Regions from separate parts of the Mus musculus genome. Here regions 1, 2 and 4 are each linked to region 3. Evidence: chromatin loops called from intact Hi-C (ENCODE). Cell type or tissue: heart. All regions are shown on one strand. Region 1 holds the start of Oma1 (OMA1 zinc metallopeptidase). Region 2 has its middle 17 kb from the start of Gm24869. Region 3 holds the start of Tctex1d1 (Tctex1 domain containing 1). Region 4 overlaps Mier1 (MEIR1 treanscription regulator).

What was found. A loop is a pair of places that touch in the nucleus more often than their neighbours do. Peaks named below come from ENCODE experiments on the same cell type or tissue, not always from the same donor. Only the 100,000 strongest peaks of a DNase experiment are listed, where the experiment ranks them.
Region 1: it touches region 3 in a loop (3-fold over the local background); 2 of 42 quality-filtered maps call a loop at or near these places.
Region 2: it touches region 3 in a loop (2.2-fold over the local background); 3 of 42 quality-filtered maps call a loop at or near these places.
Region 4: a loop joins it to region 3, with 12 times the contacts of the local background. A loop is called at or near these places in 33 of 42 quality-filtered maps.

Annotation. Positions count from the first base shown.
Region 1 is chr4:103,310,922-103,315,921 of GRCm38, reverse strand. It overlaps Oma1 (OMA1 zinc metallopeptidase), which reads right to left and starts at 2,076. Exons shown (of 9, transcript NM_025909.3): 1 at 2,039-2,076. 4930456L15Rik (RIKEN cDNA 4930456L15 gene) reads right to left here. Exons shown (of 4, transcript NR_045887.1): 4 at 4,090-4,337. It overlaps Gm36523 (a long non-coding RNA gene), which reads left to right and starts at 2,200. Exons shown (of 6, transcript XR_867961.2): 1 at 2,200-2,450; 2 at 3,764-5,000. In heart, CTCF peaks have their summits at 1,563 and 2,253; a DNase peak (open chromatin) is centred at 2,121; H3K4me3 peaks cover 1,395 bases; H3K27ac peaks cover 896 bases.
Region 2 is chr4:102,716,874-102,721,873 of GRCm38, reverse strand. No RefSeq gene overlaps it. Among named protein-coding and RNA genes, the nearest start is that of Gm24869, 17 kb to the left of the region's middle. In heart, a CTCF peak has its summit at 2,149 (motif pointing left); no DNase peak of the experiment used is centred here.
Region 3 is chr4:102,985,148-102,990,147 of GRCm38, reverse strand. Tctex1d1 (Tctex1 domain containing 1) reads right to left here and starts at 3,769. Exons shown (of 5, transcript NM_001163767.1): 1 at 3,562-3,769; 2 at 1,475-1,592. The coding sequence starts at 1,575. Gm12709 (predicted gene 12709) reads left to right here and starts at 393. Exons shown (of 4, transcript NR_040444.1): 1 at 393-599. In heart, a CTCF peak has its summit at 3,038 (motif pointing left); no DNase peak of the experiment used is centred here.
Region 4 is chr4:103,143,550-103,148,549 of GRCm38, reverse strand. Mier1 (MEIR1 treanscription regulator) reads right to left here. Exons shown (of 13, transcript NM_001039081.2): 8 at 100-251. Among named protein-coding and RNA genes, the nearest start is that of Mier1, 27 kb to the right of the region's middle. In heart, a CTCF peak has its summit at 2,003 (motif pointing right); no DNase peak of the experiment used is centred here.

The DNA.
Region 1 (5,000 bases), 330 kb before region 3:
AATTTGTACTCTGCTTCATTTTTATTAAAATGAATAAGAGGACAGCTCTGCACAGTGCGGGTTAGTGTGATAGATGCAGGCAAGCTGCAGCAAGGCCAGGCAGATGTGAACAGTCACACAAAGGAGGCCCAACTATATAACAAAATTTGTTTTTTATGTTGCCAAATGTTACAAACGTTTCTGCAAACGCTACAAATTCAGTCTTAATGTGAAATTTACCTATTTTAAAATGTTGCCAACCAAATTAATAAAAGTTGATCATCTTAACCAAACATTCCTGTATCTCATTGGTTAAGGATTGTTTTAGTCATTGATTCATTAATTCATTGATAAATCATTATAGGAATGAATGCTACAAGTCAGACGCCACTCTGTGTAGCAGATAAAAAGCAAAGACAAGACAAAAATGCCTGCCCAATCAGTAAAGCTAGTAAAGACAAACACACGAATAGATACAGATATAAGTCTTATAAAAAGCCTACGTGAAATTCAGGGGGCAGAACGGTGTTTATGAGGAATCCAGTATTTCCTCTTTCTGGGCAATTTAAGTGTTTACAGGGTATGTTACTTTGTGAATCCTAAGCCAAGCAAGCTCTTCTGTAATTTCCACTGGTTATCTGTGAGCTTTTCAATAAACTTCCTAATGTTGCTTCCAGCTTCCCAGTTCCAAAGGCACCTTCTCCAAGCCTCCTTCATCCACTGCTAAATGACAGAACATCTAGTGTATAGATATCCCCCCTCAGAAAATAAACTCTCTTCCAAATGTCATGCACCCTATTCGAACTGCTGGGATCTATCTGCTCATGAGAAAAGTGCTCATTTCAGAGCAGGTGCAAACATATTTAACGTAGTCTACCCATAGAAGGTAAAAACAAAAGCTCCAAACACTAGGTACATAATTAAAATCATTAGCATTTCTAACACTGGCAATCAAGTGCCATCCAGAATAGAAACCGTAGTTGTTAATCCGTAATCACTGATTAATCCTTCAAAAAAAAAATGTTTTTAATGGGGAAAGAAATCTGTTTATACATTTTCAAAGAGCCAGTCACTACACTACACAGCACCTAAGAAGAACTGGGACTGACGTGTGCTCTTCAAAGAACTGTGGCAGGCCAACAAACATAGCTGGCAGACTTGTAGGATTAGGAAATTAATGATGTGAGAAAATTACACAATTTGGATTGCTAGCCTCTAAGAACATTTCAAACCCTTAGTTCTTCAAGTGCCATCTCAGAATGAGCAAGTAGTGCGCACTCACTCGCACTCACTGCTGATGGCTAGGAGACAGTTTTAACAACTCTTACTGAAAACTACAATTTCTTCTCTAGTTTCTATGGAAACAGCTGTCAGATTGGCAAAAATAGGACATGCACTTTAAAATAATCATTCCAGCTAAGTACACATGATGGACAGCTTCTTAAAAAAAAAAAAAAAAAAAAAAAGTAAGTTATCAGGGTTGGCTCTTAAGCTTCCAAATGTCACACCGCACCCCTGCATCTTGGCTCGGGATGATGCCTATGAAGTTAAATCCTTTTAAGAGGGCTCCAAGACCTTGAGAGACGCTAGGAGGCGATGAACTCCTAAATTCCAAATGTGGGGTTTTCATCTGCTGGGACTAACATTTCTGGCGGAGGTTTGCCCCAGCACAGTTGCTCCCCGTCACACCGCGAGTGCTAAGTATTATAACAAGTGATCCTTGAATACAAGTTTTTGAGGAAACCAATGAGCTCCCTGGAACTGCTCCGACTGCGCTAATGCTGCGAGCTGGGGCAGGAGAGCATGTGTCGCTCTGCACAAGGACGAGCGGCGAGGCGGAGGGGAGACCCGCACAGGCCAGACCGGCAACGCCTGGAGGAAGCGCCGCTTAGGAGGAAGCCACCACCCGAGGCGGGAGGCAAACTTCCAGAAAGCTCCACCCACCGAGCCGTTCGCCTCGTCCGGCACGGCCTAGGCCCACCGCGGTCCCCGAATCCCCCGGGCCCCGCTCCCCTCTCCGCCCTCCCCGCCCCGCTCTGGAAGAACGCCGAGCCGTCACCGTGAGCGCGCACTGAAGCCACAGCCCGAGCGGAATCCAACAGCCGGCTCCGCGCAGGCGCACACCTTTCCCAAGCCCCGCCCCCTCACTTCCTGCCCTGGGGACCTCTCCGGCGCTTTTTGCTCCGCCCTTGTGAGAGCCAAGTCCGTTTCCCCAGTCCCAGTCCTGGCCGGCTGCGGCTGTACGGACTGTGGCGCCGTCTCGCCCCCGTGTGGTGGGAGGAGGATAGCCCAGATTTAAGCTACCTGCCAGGAACTCTACACCTCCTTGGTACTTGGCATGGCTGTGTTGGATCCATGCAAAACCGTGCCTGCTGTAGTTTCTACACCAGTTCTGCCAAAAGGAAAGCGATTCCAGGGGCTGCTGGAGAACTATGATGCCTTGACTTGAAGCTGCACTGATCATTCTGATCGTAGGTATAACATTAACTCCAGCATCCCGATTACTTACTAACAATCATCCCTCAGTCCTAGATAAAGGTGCATAAAAATAAGACTAAATATGAAAGACTGTTTCACCATGATCGCTCTAGGACACCAGACTTATAAGTGGTCAGCAGTATTCATGACAACAGCTCCTGGAGTGTCCTAAGACCAGATTTCATTGTGGGAATGTTTTACAAAGGAGTGTGAATACTGGCAGGCATGATTCTGTGGGAGCTGCAGCTACCCACCAGAGCCAAAAAAAAAAAAGATGCTTTGTGATTATATGAATTATTCTGGTTTTCTAATAGGCTACCTAAGACACACATTAAAGATAAAAATACTATTTATGTATTCAACTATTTATGTATTCAACAAATATTTATCTAATGTGTGACAGACACTTCATGGTGGTGATCAATATCATATGGTTACTGCAAGGAAGACATCATGAAGCAGGGATTGACAAAGGTGGACAGAGAGCATGACTACACTGAAGGTTTAGGCGTATTCAATCCATCACATCCGCTAGATGGGCTGTGGAAATATTTATAAGCAGTCATAGAGTGAACATGGTTCTACAACCCAATGGGAGCTGGGAACATAACTAGCAGAGTCACCAGTAAGGAAGAGATGAGTCAGACCTTGGGTACCATTGAGGAAAGGGGTAGATGGGTTAAGAGAAAATAGAAGTTGGGAGACAGAACCCTAGAGAACTTAAACATTTTAAAACTCAAACGAGGGCATGGTGGTTTATCTCTTCAGTTCTACCATTTAAGAGGCTGAAACCAGAAGATGACTTTGAATTCAAAACCAGGTTGGCAGATTCCATGGTCAATCCCAGGTCAGCATGGTCTACAGAGTAAGACTCTGTCTTAAAACCTAAAAAAACAAAAACAACAAAAAACAACAACAACAACACAACAAAAGTAAGAAGAGAATTAGATAGATAGAGAAAGCCAAAAGGAAGGGAAGGGGGTTGGGGTGAGTATTCAGTATGCTATAATTAATGGTAACTTACCAATACTTAACTTCATTTAAAGATAGTGATATTTTTCTGGGTATAGTGACACACCCTTCTAGTCCCAGCTCGTGGAAGACTGGGGCAGGAGAAGATCAATGATAACTGGCTGAGACATTTTATGAGCCATTTACATAGTGCCTGCCAGCCCCCTCATTTATATGTTAGACATGTAGACATGTTTTGTTTCTTACATGTAGTTCTTGGTCATGGATGAAAATGAGGTTCCAGTCTCTGACATTGGTCACTTCCTTTTTTTCAATATTTATTTCCTTACATAAGTGTTTTGTACGTGTGTAAGTCTGCACACCGGAAGAAGGCATCAACGATGAATTGCTATGTGGTTGCTTGGAATTGAACTCGGGACTTCTGGAAGAGCAGCTGTGCTCTTAACCACTGAGCCATCTATCAAGCCCTGACATTGGTCACTTTCATATGCTTATCTTTCTTAAAGGACTTCAGCTCTGTATTTTTGTTGGTGGTTTTGGTTTTTTATAATATAAGATTTCTGTTATTTGAGAATTTCATATATGCCTATAATGTATTTCTATTATATTCCAGGATGACCCCATATTCCCTTCACAATTTCGTGCCCTCTTTTTTTTTTTCAGTAACCCACTGAGTTTAATTAATGTGGCCCATACACACATGTGGGGTGGGAAACCCAATGAGTGATTGACCTACCAGAGAACACCCTCTACCACCACCTCCCCAGTGGGGAGGGGAACCCCCTCCTCCAGCAGCCGTCAATAGCTCCCATGCAGAGTCAGTGGTCTTCATCTGAGCCCCTTCCACTCCATGCTGGACCATTGACTGGCTTGGTCTTCTGCAAGTCTTACACAGGCTCCCACAGCTGCTGTAAATACAATGGTCCTGTCATATTTAGATGACACTGTTTCTCCCCAGTCTGCCCTGACCTCTGACTCATACAATCTCCCCACCTCCTCTTCAGTGATATTCTCTGAACCTTAGAGGAAGGCGTATGATGTAGATGTCCCCATTCGTGTCTGAACAAATCACAGCCACTTGCTCTTTGCACTCTGAACAGAGCACAGGTGATATGGAGGAACAAACAGACAGATACTTGGGGAAGGGGTGGGAAGAGAAGACAGAGGAAGATGTGGAGAAATGGATAATTAACATTGGGATGCTTGGGGGAGAACATGGAAACCTCGACAAACTTCTTAAATATGTACTTAAATGGAGCTACCCAACACCGTGGAAAATGTTCTTTCCAGAAGTCACAAATAAACTACCCACTGACAGGTATGGATATTCCCCTTGAGTGGTTGGACTTGGGACTCCCAGAGACCCCTCAAACACAGGCTATTGACATTGCTTTTGGTTTCTCACCAGAACTTGATAAGACCCTATTGCAGAAGATATCACACATTTTGATGACAAAACTTAGAGAAATCCACCTGTGCTGACCTAGAAATCCTTCCCTGCTGGATAGCTTTCATAGTTCTGGAGTGCTGGGGGAGAGAAGCCATCAACAAGGTTGTGGGGCAAGTGGACT
Region 2 (5,000 bases), 270 kb after region 3:
ACTTGAGGTTTCTGTTCTTTCCTTTCTTCCCTTCATCCCTCCCTCATTCCCTTATCCTCTCTCCTTCCCTCCCACCTCCCCTCTGTGTGTAAGTGCGTGTGAGTGTGTGTGTAGGTGGTGATGGAGTAAGTGTGTGTGCGTGCTTGTGTGAGTGGTGGTAGAGTCGACATTAGATGTTTTCCTTTGTTACTTCCTGCCTTAGGTTTTGAGGCAGAATCTTTTACTGAACTCCAAACACCCTAGCTCTGTGCTAGGGTTATAGAGATGCCCAATGAAATGCAGCTTTTATGTGAGCACTGGGATCTGAACTTAGATCTTCACGCTTGTTCAGTGAGCACTTTACTGACTACAACATCTCCCCAGTCTGAGATTTCAATTCTTAGGCAATATATTTTTAACACTCCATGTATGTTACTATTAACAATGGCTTCACTTTAGCTTGATATCAACAGTGTGTGTGTGTATGTGTATATATATATATATATATATATATATATATATATATATATATATATATATGTTTATACATTCTAACAGATGTACAGTGGCAGAGAAGTCATATATATAATATGCATATATATATACACATATATATCATACATTTTCATTTAAAATGTAATTACTTAGGTTGTGAGAATCAAGCATGTTTATTGTGGTGCTCATATTCACTTACTGCTAAAAAAAAAGATTATGGACCCATTTGCATGTAGAAAGACTCTTCAATGATTTTCTACTGAAAGTACATGCATATAAATGTATATATGTTCTTTGTACATACACACACACGGGAGGGGGAGCTGGATTAGTGAATTATTAAGTGGATTTTTATTTTCAAGTTGATTAACTATTGCTAACTAGTTCTCAGAATAGGCTCTATCCATTACTCTCCACGAGAGGGACACACCCTTCCCAGCATTGGTTAGTACTAGATTTTTTAACATTTACCTCAGTAAGGGTTGGTTTTAATTTGCTTTGAGCATCTCTTTATCCTCCTGCTCGACAAACTGCTATGCATATATAGTTTGCCCTTTTAGGCAATATAGTTATTTTGTTTTCCTTACTCAACTGTAATAGCCATTGGTGAATTTCAGTTATGTTTACTCTGAATAATTTTCCTGGTGTAAATGTGTCTTTTCCCTAATTTCTTATTGTCTTTTGTAAACATACATGTTTAATTTTACTGTAGTTGAGTTATTCCCAGCCTTTCCTTTGTGCTGATTGAGAAAAAGATTTACTTACTTCATGTCTATGAGTACGCTGTTGCTGTCTTCAGACACACCAGAAGAGGGCATCAAATCCCATTACAGATGGTTTTATGAGCTACCATGTGGTTGCTGGGAACTGAACTCAGGACTTCTGGAAGAGCACCCAGTGCTCTTAATGGCTGAGCCATCTCTCCACCCACTATGGATGTCTTTTGAGTCTGGTTTAATGGCACTTTCCTGTCCAAGATAGTGTCCTATATTCTAGATTGCAAATGTGATTTCTCCTAGAATTCAGACTTTGTTCTATTTGGTAGAAATTTATTTTTAATTAAAAAATTCTAATTATTTTTTGAGAATGCCATATATGTTTACAATGTGTTTTGATGAAATTCACCTTCAGTCCCTCCCCTCTAACTTCTCCCCTGAAACCACATCTTCCTCTTATGTTCGTGTCCTTCCTCTTATGTTCATGTATGTCCTTTTTAACCACTGAGTTCAATTGGTGCTATGAGGACATGTTGTGGGAATGAGATCATTTACTCTATCTTGGGCAACTACCACAGCTGCATTTCAGAAGAAAACCAATACTCCCTCTATTGGCAACCACCAACTACCAAGAACTCCTCAGCTAGGATGGAGCTTTGTGGGTCTCTCCACCATCCACATTTGTATTTTTATTGGCTTGATCTAATGTAGGTAGTGTGCACAGCCACAGCCAGTTGAGTTCTTGTGTGCAAGGTGACTATCATGTCCAGAAAACACTGCTTTGCAACAGTTCTGAGCAATCTCTGGCTCTTACAATCTTCTAGCTCCATCTTTTTCCATGATCCCTGAGCCCTGAATGGAGGAGGTGTGATACCCATGCCCCATTTACACTGAGCCCTCCACAGTTTTCTTATTCTCTGCAGTTTAACCAGTATGGAGCTCTGTATTAAGCGCCATCTACTGGCAGTGACATTTTATGTTTGTACAAGGTAAGAATCAAATTTCAATTTTCCCAAGCAAATCACATTGTCCCAACACTTGTACCATGTCTTTTGCTGTCTGTCATCTTTCAATATCACTAAAATACAGTCTATGTCTTTGTCCTTTCTATTTGATTCCACTAGTCTATGTCTCTGCTATGATTTAGAGAAATGTCTTCAAAGGTCCTTGTACTAACATCTTGGCTTCCAGGGTGCTACTACTTGGAGGTAGTGGATCCTCAGAGGTGGGTCCTAAGGAGAGGTCCTGAGGTTGCTGGGTTAGATCCTGCTTTCTGGTTGTAACATCAGCTGCTGTGATTGGTCACATGACCCACCATTGACATCCAATGCCCCCAGCAGAAGCCCCAACTCATGGAATCAGTCAGTCCTAAACTAGACTCTCAAAACTTGTGAATCATATAGGCATTTTCTCTTGTTGGTTAATTATTTTGAGTATTTTTGAACAGTGATACAAAGCTGAAATAATACTATCTCTTCACAGACTACCCTGCATTAGTCAACATAACTTAAAATAACATGCTAACACCCTTCTTAGAATTATTTTGAAACTTGCGTATTCATGATCCCTTGCTCCTCAATATTAAGTTATAACAAGTAATACATATTTAGTGGCTCAAGCAACAGAAATTTATATTCATACAGCTCCGGAGTCCAAGATTAAGGGTTTGGTTCCCCTTTGAGGTTCGTGAGAAAAATGTTTGCTTCAGATACTCTTGACTTAAAAATGGCATGTTCTACTCAGAGTGTCTTCATGTTATCTTTTCTTTATCCTTGTCTATTTTCAGATTTTCCTTTTTTATGAAGGTACTTTGACAGTAGAGTAGTGGCACCGAAATGGGGCATCATGATTACCAGATGAAAGAATCAAGTTGGCATAAAGACTAAAATTCCTCTCTACCCCTACAACAGCAATGAACAGCAAATACAAGACGAGGTCATGAGAAAGTAGTTCTATGTAAACATAGGATGGTAAACTCAGGTGGTCTGAGCTCTTGAGCTCCTATGGTCCCTGCTCAGCAGCTCGTTTCTACTCTTGAGACTACCACTCCCCTTCCATAATACAGGACCACTGTCTCTATCAACATCCATAGGTTCCTGGTCCAGCTCATTGTTCCAGGATACAGAATCCTGGGGATTTTTGCAGAGGTGCTTCAGACTCGGATCCATACTTACTAAAATCACTAGTCATGTTGGGTTGGGGCCTGTACCAATGACCTCATTGCAACTGTGTCACCCCTCCATTGATCCTTTCCCCTAAAACACTAGCATTCTGGGGTTGCTACATGTTAGAATTTAATACAGTATTTTAAGGAGAACACTAAATAGCCGATTATAATCTGTGCTGGATAGTTTCATGTCAACTTGACACAAGCTCAAGTCTCCATAAGATCAGGTTATAGGTAAGGCTCTAGGGTGTTTTCTTAATTATTGATTGATGGAGAGTTCAGCCTATTGAGAGTGGTACCATATTTAGACTTGTGGTCCTGGGTTCTATAAGAAATCAGGCTAAGCAATCAATAATGAGCAAGCCTGTAAGCAGCATCCCTCCATGGCCTCTGTATCACTTCTTTCCTCTAGGTTCCTGCCCTGTTTGAGGTCCTGTCTTGGCTTCCTTTGGTGATGAACAGTGATTTGGAACCATAAGTCAAACAAATTCTTTCCCCTCACAAGTTGTTTAGCTATGGTGTTTCATCACAGCAATGATGACCCTAACTAAGACACAGCCCATTAAGTTATATGAAGACCTTCGGTGGGATTTTATTATTCATTTTATTTGAGGTGAGGAGATGGAGGGAATCTATCTTAAAATCGGTGAACATTTACTTAGGTCTTTAAAGCCTTTCAACAAACATCCATATTTTTCACATAAAAATCTTGCATATATTTTGATATATTTATTTTTAGCGTTTTTTCACTTTAAGTGCCTATATACAAAGAACACTTTTAAAATATATGCAAATATATTTCCTGTTTATGCATGGTTTTGTGTGTGTGTGCACTGTATGCCTATATCTATGTATTTTCCCCATCTCAGAGTAAGTAACTCACCCTGTGCAGCTATAAAAATCTCAGTGTAATTTTAGGTATCTGAGCTAACACCTCAGCTGCTTCCCCATCTCCTTCTGAAGTTTGCATTTAAAATTCCTCTGCTGCTTTCTAAACCCAATGCGTAAATTTATTGGTTCAATTTGTGAGGTGGACTTTTCCATTCACAAGCAATCGTAAATCTTGAAATAAACAATTTTTCTATATAAAAATGATCTCTGGGTAAATTAAAGCAGCAGGCCAATACTGATGGCCCAGGATCTCACTCAGCTCAGCTCTCTAAGCCGTGCTTGCAGCACCTTAAGCAATGCTTCAGCAAGACTCCACATTCAGCAAGATCTCTCTCTTCTGTGAGACCTGTGCAGCTGCTCACAAAGGATTCCTGCCAAGAATCTGTGAGTGGCAGGGTACTGATTTGACAGTGAATGATGGTTTCTGTGAACAGTGAACATGCAATGTATTTCAGGCATCGTTTTAAGTATTTTACACATTTTATCTCCTTTAGGTGCCCACCAACAGTCTTATGAACCTGAAGACATAAATGTCCAAAAAGACACAAGGAACGTAAGTTGCTTGTCTTGAACACCTGATATTTCTCCTATGCATATTTAAGCCACGACATAGTGTGTTTTTATATTGTGAGGAATGGGAATCTGGGAGAGATTGTGTGGGCCTCTCCAGCAAACAGGTGTTCCTCAGAATATTGAAAGGTTATTTTGAAAGAAAGGTGGCTGCTGTATGGATTTATCTCTTATGATTCTCT
Region 3 (5,000 bases):
TTACACTTGTGTAGCAAGGGCTTTACCTGCTGGGCTTCTCCCAAGCCTCTAGTGTCTTTTTCTTTGCACGGTAATCATGTAAATACTGTATGCTCTTTGTAAAACATGCAAAACACATGGAAAGGTGCAGAGTAAAATTACCTTACTAACCAGAGTGCTTAGGTAATGACTGTTAGTATTAAAAGAAGGTTTTCAGATATTTGATTTTACATTCATAATCCTATTTTGCTTGACACTGCATCTTAGTCAGAGTTAAAATATTAGCTTAATATACAAACATTTTGCATTTCCCTTAACCATTTCTTCTCCAGACCATTTAAATTGCTCCCAGTATGTCACTATTATCAGGGAACTTTGAATTAACATGTGGTAGGCATTGTCAGTTTCTTTCCAGTGTTGCTCATCTCCTTTCTTGGTAACAGAGCCCTAAATGGTGGGAACATTTCTGACTAAAAGAACGGCAAATTCTTGGTCCCTTTTTGTGCAGCTGAAGTTCTGTGGCTTACAAACCAGTGTGATGCAGCCAGCACTGACTGGGTAGGAATTTGAGAACGATTTCTCAGAACAAAACAACACAAGAAAACCCCAAACCGACAAACGTAAGTTAACCAGTAGGAGCTGGTCTTCAGTTTCCTCCATGACTAAAATGAGTGACGGAGGAGGGCAGGATCCCAGAGGCTGCTTGATTCCTAGACTGGATAAGAACAGCAGTGGCCTAGGTCTCTGAACTGCCCTTCTTTTATGTAGGAAAAAAATTCCATTTGGCTTAGGAGACTGTTTTGTATTTGTTTTAAAATGGTATTACCAGGAACATTAGATGTTACTGATAGACACTGTTGAAACAGACTCCACTAGAAGATCAGTGGGGTCAGCTGTGTGAAGGGAGCTTGCTGTCAGTTTTGTTGGGGGAGATGAGGCCTAGCGAAGACCCTAGCTGCTTTACTAGAAGCCTGGCTGCCTTGATCACAGAGAGGAAAATGCCTGGGTAACCTCTTGCTTTCTTTTTGCCTTTTCAAGGCTGACCATGTCTCCAGTGGACTACAACTTCAGGAAGCTTTTTTTTTTTAAAGTTTAACTTTATAATTTTTAAAGTGGTGTTTGTGTATGTATGTATGTGTGTGTGCATGTCCTCAGGTGACCATGGAAGCCGGAGACATTGGGTCCCACTAAAACGGCAGTGGAAGGTGGCTGTGAGCTGATGTGGGTGCTGGGAACTGAGTTTGGCTCTTCTGGCAGACCAGTGCGTGCTCCATTTCTCCAGCCTGATTCTTTTTTACTTTTGAGCTTCGTGTTTATGTTTGTTTCTTTTCCAGATTGAAGACTGTAGTGTGTTGAATGAGAATGTTGCTCAGAGGCATTCGAACCTCTGGCCCCCAGCTGGTGGCAGTGTTAGGGGGAGGTTGAGGAGGTCTGGCCTTTGGTGGAGGAGGCCTGTCACTGCTGATGGGACTTTGAGAGCTAAGGCCATACTCACACGTTGTTCTCTCTGCTCTGTGCCTGTGCTCCATGACGTAAGCTTTCAGCACCCTGCTCCAGCCGCTGTGCCTGCTGCTTGCTCCCATGTGTCTGTGCCATGATGGATAGTTACCCCTCTGGAACCACAAACTCAGATAAACCTGCCCTTCTATAAGATCAAGGTGTTTTAGCACAGCAACAGAAAAGGAAATAACTCAAGGATAGGAGGTAGGGCTTCCCTGAGGCTAAGCAAGCCCCTTACTCATCCTAAAGAGCCAAGGTCTGATAGTTATAGGTTAGCATGTGAGAGACTGGACATGGAGAGCTGGAAGAGAATATGGAGCCAGGCAGTGGTGGCACATGCCTTTAATCCTAGCACTTGGGAGGCAGAGGCAGGAGGATTTTTGAGTTCAAGGCCAGTCTGGTCTACAGAGTGAGTTCCAGGACAGCCAGGGCTATGCAGAGAAACCCAGAAAAAAAAAAGAAAAGAAAGAGAATACAGAAAATTTAAAATATATTCCTCACTTGAGTGATGGGTGACTTAAGAGGTATTAACAGTGGTTGCAGCATGAGCAAGAAACATGGAAGTATAATATGGGCTAGTTATATTTTCCTTTTACTTTTATTTTCTGTGTTATTTTTATTTTTGGTAGCTGGATCTTTAGTCTACAGGTATGTCTGTGTGAGTCATGCGAACTCTTGGTGCCCACAGAGGCCAGAAGAGGGTGTCAGATCACTTGGGGCTGTGAGCTGCCTTATAGGTGCTGGGAAGCAAACCCTGGTTCTTTGAAAGAGCAGCCAGTGTTTCTTGCACTGAGTTATCCCTCTAGCCCCTTGGTACAGTTTTTAGAAATTGAGGAGTTCCTATATTTTAAAAGCATGGGCTTATCAATGAAGTCCAGAACACTGGCTTACACAAAGAGGCTCGAGGCATTTGTATTGCTAAAGACAAGCACGTGATCTGCTTATTAAATGCATTTAAGCTTTCAACTGCAGGCATAAATACAATAAACATATTGGCTACATGTCCCAACACTACAAGTGGATGAAGTCCAGTTCTGTGATCCAACCTGCCGAGCTAATCCTTTCCGACACCTAGTCTCATTGCCTAGAGAATGCTGCAGTCAATCTTATCTTAATTAATTGAGACAGTGTCTTGCTGTGCAGTGCTGACTGGCTTGGGGTTTGCTCGGTAGACGAGGCTGGCCTCCAACTCTCTGTGATCCTCCCCACCTTTGTTCCTCAAGTACTGGCATCAGGCATGTGCTGAGAATCTGATCTAAAAACTGGTGTAAGCATTCAACAAACACATTCACAGTAGGGGAAAAGAGAAAAGAGAAGTATATCTTATATAAAGGTATTTTAAAATCAAAATATGTATAGTTTCATGTAAAAATCCAGGCTGTGCTTGGAAGTACATGAGCTACTTTTGAGGACAGAATTGTATTCAGGTTTCTTGAAATAAGAGTTACTGTTGAGAACAAACATAAATTCCTGGGCTTTGTAACTGGTGGCCACCCATGTCCATAAGAGGGCCTTCAGGAAGGATGGGGAAGCGCGTCATTAAAGTCATGTGCTGCCCTCTAGTGGATAGATAGACATTGCAGTGCACAGAGAAAAGAAGGCTATAGGTTCTGTGGGTTTTTTTGTTTTTGTTTTTTTTTAATTTTTAAAAAAGCTTTTAAACAAAAATTTATGGCCTATGATGTGTCAGAGTCCAGAGTGATGGTCACACAAAAGATGCATTTAAAATTAAATATGCTCCTGGAATATGATATATAGAGAAAGATACAATATACAGAGACTTGCTTAACTGGGGACTAAGACTATCTATGGATTTTTTTTCCCCTTCTGATTATGTTTAAAACCTAAAGCATGCCAGCTCATTTCCTAGCAGTAAATGGTGCGTCTTTGTGGAAGTCATGCAGTTTCATGATATCTTATCCCAATTGGCCTATCTTTTTAGAAGGCTATAGTGGAAACAGAAGTTGAAAACCTTCACAAATTAAAGAAATGAGAAAACAGTAGAAGGTATCGTCTTGTGGGAAGCTTTTTTTTTTTCCCCAAGAGTAAGGGTGTTTTTCGAAGGACACAGAATATACCTACCTCCCATGAACAGTCAAGCCCTGGACTGACAGATGTAAAACCTAGCACAGGAGACTGGCAGAACAATCATAGGTGTGGGTAAAAGCGCAGGGCCAGCTCTTGACGTGGTGGGCTACTGTTCATCTGAGAGGAACGGAACTGATGGTCAAGGCCAGACGATAGACATCTCCTGCAGGGCCTGAAGGAGGCATGGTTTCAAAGCCACACTGCAATCAGGAGAGGTGATGCTGGATGTGTTTGAGGCCTGGCTATGTCACATGACTGTGACGTCATTAACGAGGGGTGTGGCCAGCCCTGCCATATTTCCAGTGCAGAGGAAACCCTTACTCTCCTCCTTGTTCTTCCTTCCTTCTTCTCCCTTCCTTTCGTTTTTGGAATAGATGCAAATGGACTTTTTCAATAAGAAAGCTAAAATAAAGCTTGCTTTGTACCAAACACTTGAATAAACACTTTTCCTAGGTTGTAAATTCATCTTACAAGTCACTCCGGACTTACTATATAATGGACTTGTAAGCAGAATTTATTTTAGAGCAAAAAAGACTTAATTACTTAAGAATTCACATAATGCAATAATAACTGCTCACTCACTGATCAAAATAGTCCATGAAGGACAGTTTTGTGCGCAGGTGCTGTTCTGTCTTTGAGATGTCATACTAGGAGATATGAAAGGAATTAAGCTGTCTGCCTCTACAGAACTTAATGTTTTATTTTTATTTTATTTATTTATATATTATTAATGTCCAGATGATGTGTGCACTAAACAGCTGGATCTATTTTTATTCTCACTGCCCTCAGCAATGTTTGCTATTCTGTCTGCCAGCATTTTGCTATCAGCACGGGTGTAGAAGACACCTTGCTCTAAGTTACGCATCTCTGGTTTTCCAGTGTGCTTGTGTAGCTCTTCTTACTCTGCTTGGCCTTTAGACTCCCCTTGTGGGCACTGCCATCTCCTCTGACTCTATTTAAAACTGGCTTCCCCTTTTATTGTTAACATGCAACGCTATACCTGTGGATAGATATTCTAGCAGTTCTCTAACTATATTATTATATACGTTGTGAAAATACTTCATTTTGTTGATGTTCTACTTACCAAAAAAGTTTTAGTTTTCTTTTGTGGTTTATGTTTTCGTGTTGGGATTCGTAGTGTGTAATTACGACCCCAACGCTTGGGAGGCTGAGGTGGAGGCGTATGGATTCAAGATTCAAGGAGAGGATGGGGCGGTGGCAGCAGTGCTGGTGGTCTGTAGTGCGTGGGGGCGGGGCTTCCTTACTCGCAGTCCAGACAGGCTCTCCTATGCTTTTTTCTACCTGCTTTACGCTTTCCAGCTTCCCATTCTCTGCCTTCCTTCTGGACTATGCCTGTGTAAATGGTACCAGGTACCAGACCTGCTTCCTCTCTAAAACCATCTGTCAGACACAAGAACTAAAAGCCCTCAAAA
Region 4 (5,000 bases), 160 kb before region 3:
GTCAGTAGGCGCTGTAATAAGGGAGTCCCGGTGGACGAGCGCCCGCACTGAGGAATGCCCTTTATGAGGAGACCCACGGCGTTATCCTTACTCACGGACCTGCTCATTGTCTTTGATATGCGAGCCTTCAGGGATTGCTTCCACACCTTTCTCATCCCCTGTCCTTCTAGACGCATCCTTAAGAAAGACAACCACTTTCTCTTCTGGTAAACACTCTGGATCCCACAGAAGCTGATCATCATTTTCATACACTAAATTAAGAAAACAAATGTTAATCAAACTACCCCAAATTAACATAATTCATTCATGTAGGACATAGGAGACATATCACTAAACAAATAACTCCGATTTTTTAAAATGACATTTGTTTTCTCTGTATGTATTTGCATGTGCCACACCACACAAATGTCCCTACCCTGAGACAGTTCTCTTCTGTGTAGCCTCGACAATTCTAGAACTTGCTTAGTAGACCAGGCTGGCCTCCAATTCACCTGCCTCTGCTGGGATTAAGGGGGATACCACAACCACCCAGGAGCCAGCTCTTAGCACGTGGAGCTCACTGGTCATCAGGTTTGATGAGAGTGCCTTTACTCACAGAAGTGGCAGCCATAACTTTTTTTCTTTTTATGAGACAGGGTCTTGATATTGCATTCCAAGTTGGCCTCCAAGTTATGATCTTCCTGCCTTGGCTTCCCAAGTGATGAAAGTCAGCTGGGCAATGGCAGCACACACCCTGATTCCCAGAATTGGGAAAACAGGTAGATCAATGAATTAAGGGCCAGCCTGGGCTACAGTTTCAGAATAGCCAGATCTTCATAGAGAAATCCTGTCTTAACTGCCCCCCCTCAAGAATAAAGCCTAAATCTCAGCAAAATTAAAAATATAAAACTAGAACATGACCTAAGACAGTGCCTTATGAGGCTAAATGACACAGACACATGTAAAACCCAGAAGCCACAGCTTGAAATTGAATCAGTGCCACACTTGTGGTACTAGAAGAGCAAGACAAGTGCTTCCAAGAGTGACTTTCAAGCCTGGTTAAATCCTAGAGTGACCTGGGTTAGAAAGAAGCCTGCTGGGTTTACTAACAAGGACATGAGGATGTGCGGAGCCGAGCACTGGGAGGGACTGGAAAAGCAAATAGAAACTGAAATAAAACCAAAACTTTCTGACAATTCTGGATGGGAGAGGGAGATATGACAGTGTCAGCATAGCAGATTGGAAATCTAGTTCAACAAAGCTCGTAAGACCTTTGTTTTTAAAGACAAGAAACAAATACTTAAATCTCAACAGAAAAATCACTTGATAAAAATCTTTACAAGACACAGGATGGCTGTCAAAATACCTTGTGTTATAAAAAGGCATTAGCAGCTAATTAAGCAATTCTTCTATGATAGGCAACGTATCAATTGTTTCACATACACTACCTTCTTCCTCCATCTTCACACGTACTTTAAAAACCCACCTATTCCTGGTACTCTCAATATATACTTCTTCTTCTTTTTTTTTTTTTTAAGATTTATTTATTACATGTAAGTACACTGTAGCTGTCTTCAGACACACCAGAAGAGGGAGTCAGATCTTGTTGTGAGCCACCATGTGGTTGCTGGGATTTGAACTCCAGACCTTTGGAAGAGCAGTCGGGTACTCTTACCCACTGAGCCATCTCTCCAGCCCTATACTTCTCTTCTTAAAAGACAATATGGAAAGAAATGTTCTACCTTCTTTTTCTAACTGCTAAGCATAATAAAGGCCAAAACTGAAATATGTTGACTGCCTTGATAAGTGAATTTGGACAGAGTACTAAATTTCTGTTTTCTGTTCTGCAAAGGGAATTGAGTCCTCATTTTATGTTTTATAGGTTGTCTCATGTCTTCAAGAGTAAGTGAAGGGCTAGGTGTGTGAATCCCAGGATTCTCCTAGCTATATAACCTAGAAGATATTTTTGGAATCACTGACAATATTCTGTAAATCCTTAAACTGGGAAGAGGGCCGTCACCAGGTGGCGCCACATGACAAGTCAGCCTCCTTCCTGTGAGGCTGGCTGAACAGCGAGCTCTGATTATTTCAGAATAACACAATGCACTTTAGACAATTACAATAGAGTCACTAATAAACATGAGCTGCGAGCAACTGGAGCCTCTCTAAATCCACACTGCATAGGCAATATGCACACAAATGTAGTCTACGTGACAAACATCATACACTGGACATGAAGAATCGCGTGATAAACAGATAGTAAAATGAACCCACAGTACTTAACAGGTTCTATATCTGTGTACTTAATTAACAACAGGATGAAAATTTAAAAGAAAAAAGTTTGTGTCTGCACTGACCACAAAATTGTCTTTTGTTATTATTCCTTAAGAAGCAATCTGATTCATAGAGCATTTACATTATATAATAACCAAGAGATGAGTTAAACATAAGAGAGAGGATGTCCATAGGCTCTATTCAAATTCCATAGCAAGTCACATAAGAGAGTCACATATGTTTTGGTGTCCATGGGCCAAGGAAGAGGCAGTCTTATAGTCAACTCCCACAGAGAGCAAGAGAGGTGTACTTTGTCAAGCATAATTCACATAAAAAATGTAAATAAATGTTAATGAAGGTATAATCAAGGATATTTTTGTAACCAAAATAAATACAGGTTTCATAGGAAGATGCCTACTGAGTGTGTATCAGTAAGTTCTAAGGAGTGATATCCAGTGGGAAAGAGACCAATAAAGACAAATCCAAGGACAGACATACATTCTGCCATCTTTCTGGAGTCATCGTGGTGGTGGTGGGGTCTTTCATCTCTATAAAGGACTTCTGCAAGGAAATCAGAACCAGGCATGGTGGCACACACACCTGTAATCTCAACTACTTGGGAGCTTCAAGCAGGAAAATAGCAAGTTCTAGGTTAGCCTAGATAACAGATCAAGCTGTGTCTCAGCACTCAAGGGTTTACAACAAACAGGAGTGCACTAATCAACAATGTCTTTCACCAACTTCAGTTTTAACAGTGTAATGTGGAATAGTGGTATTTGCTTTATGTTTTCAGGATACACTACAAAGAATTAAATCTTTTATTTTTTTAAAGCCAGAATTTCTTTTTCAGTTATTAAACTTTCTTCATACAATACCTTCTACTCACATTATTTGCCCTCTCCTCAAAATGTGAACTTGTGAAACTTCAAGTTAAGGCAGAAGGTGCTGACCACCAGCTGCCTCTTGACAATGTCAGGGCAATGTCACTTCCCTGCATCCTGATGCTCTTCCTAATCCACGAAGTATACTTCATTTCTCAAATGAAAGCCAGGCATGATAGCACACATCTTTGATCCCAGCAATTGTGGGGCGGAGGCAGGGGATTTGCTGTGAGTTCCAGGCCAGCCTGGACCAGAGTGAACCCCTAAGAAACCCTATCTCAAAAAAGGAAAAGGCAGAAATAAAAAAGCTTCCCATCAAATTCATACCTTACTGCATATAAATTACACGCAACTAACTTCTAAAATCAGGAAAACATTAAGCCAGAATAGACATTATTTTTGTTTGTACGTTTGGTTGGTTTTGCTTTGTGTGTAGTTCTGTGGACTAGGCTGGACTTGAACTCACAGAGAGCCACCCGTCTCTGCCTCCCAAGGGTTGGAATTAAAGGTGTGCACCACTGCTGCCCAGCTGGACTAGGCAATAGTTTTAAAAGTAGAAGTTATTAATTTATTTACTATGATATTTGACTATATATATTAAAAGGTCAAGTACAAGACGAGATTATCCTTAATCATGATACCAAACTATTACGTTTTCCTTTCATCTACTAAAAGGCTTGTCTTGTATCCTAGGGAGTGAACCTAGGGCCTTTGTATGGTATGTACACCATACACAAAGTGTTTACCACTAAGCCACACTCTCAGCACTTAATATGAAACTTTCAAAATACAGGCATTACTTTCTTCGTAGCAAAAAAATTTAAGACACCTAATAAAATGAAACAAATATTTACCTTTCAGTTTCTCACTAACAAAAGAGAAGAACTCAGCTACTCAGCTGTGATTATGGCCTGCTATTATATAGTCACAGTACTTAAACTTCAATTATATACAGAAAAGCCAACAGACCATTCTTTTTTTTTTTTTTTTGTACATAATCATATAGAATATACCAAATTCCAGCACAGGACAAGGTGACTCCAGGCTGGTGCCCTCAATGGTTTTTCACATTACAGGGACTAAGTTGGACAAGCCTGCAAAGGCAAGGGTGAATGATATTGAAACACTGGCTACAAAACTTACTAGCTTGTGAAGTTTCCTACTTCTCACCTCTTGCAGGCAGGCAGAGCAGGTATATATTTAAAACAAAGTATCTAAGGGAGATGGTAAAAAGAAAATAACACCAAAACCTCCCCAATTCTAAGGTGCTCTGTGTAAAGCTGCAATGTGAACAGTGAAAAAGAAATGTACAATTGGCTCCAAGTCATGCCGCACTGTTTATGAACTCATACACAGTCTTTCTATAACCCACCTAAAAACGGTAGAAAAAACAAGAAAAACAAAAACCAAAACCAAGAAAAAAACCCCCACAGAATCCTCATTTATTTTATGTTATTAGATGTATGACTGGCCTTAGACTTTGATGTAAATGGTTAAAAAAAAAAACTTTTGAAATTTAAATATACAAGTAGTATTCCCAAATTATTTTAAAACACACAACAAAACATTCCTTTTTAGTAGTATTGAGTTTTAGAAGCAAATAACCAGTTGTTTAACATTTGGCTTTCAAATTGGTAATTGAAGTTATAAAGGCTAGAAACTACCAAGTTTAGGACATTTAAAATACAGAGAAACATGTTTTTAAAAGAGACTGGATATTTTATGGCACACACCTCCAGAATTCCCTTGTTTTCTGTCAGATTTATACAGAGAAAACTGGAAACAGTGATCATTATGACTGATATAACAGCTTCCTTTATAGAAGCCATTAAGAGTTATTTAATAGGCTATCATGTTCTTATCACA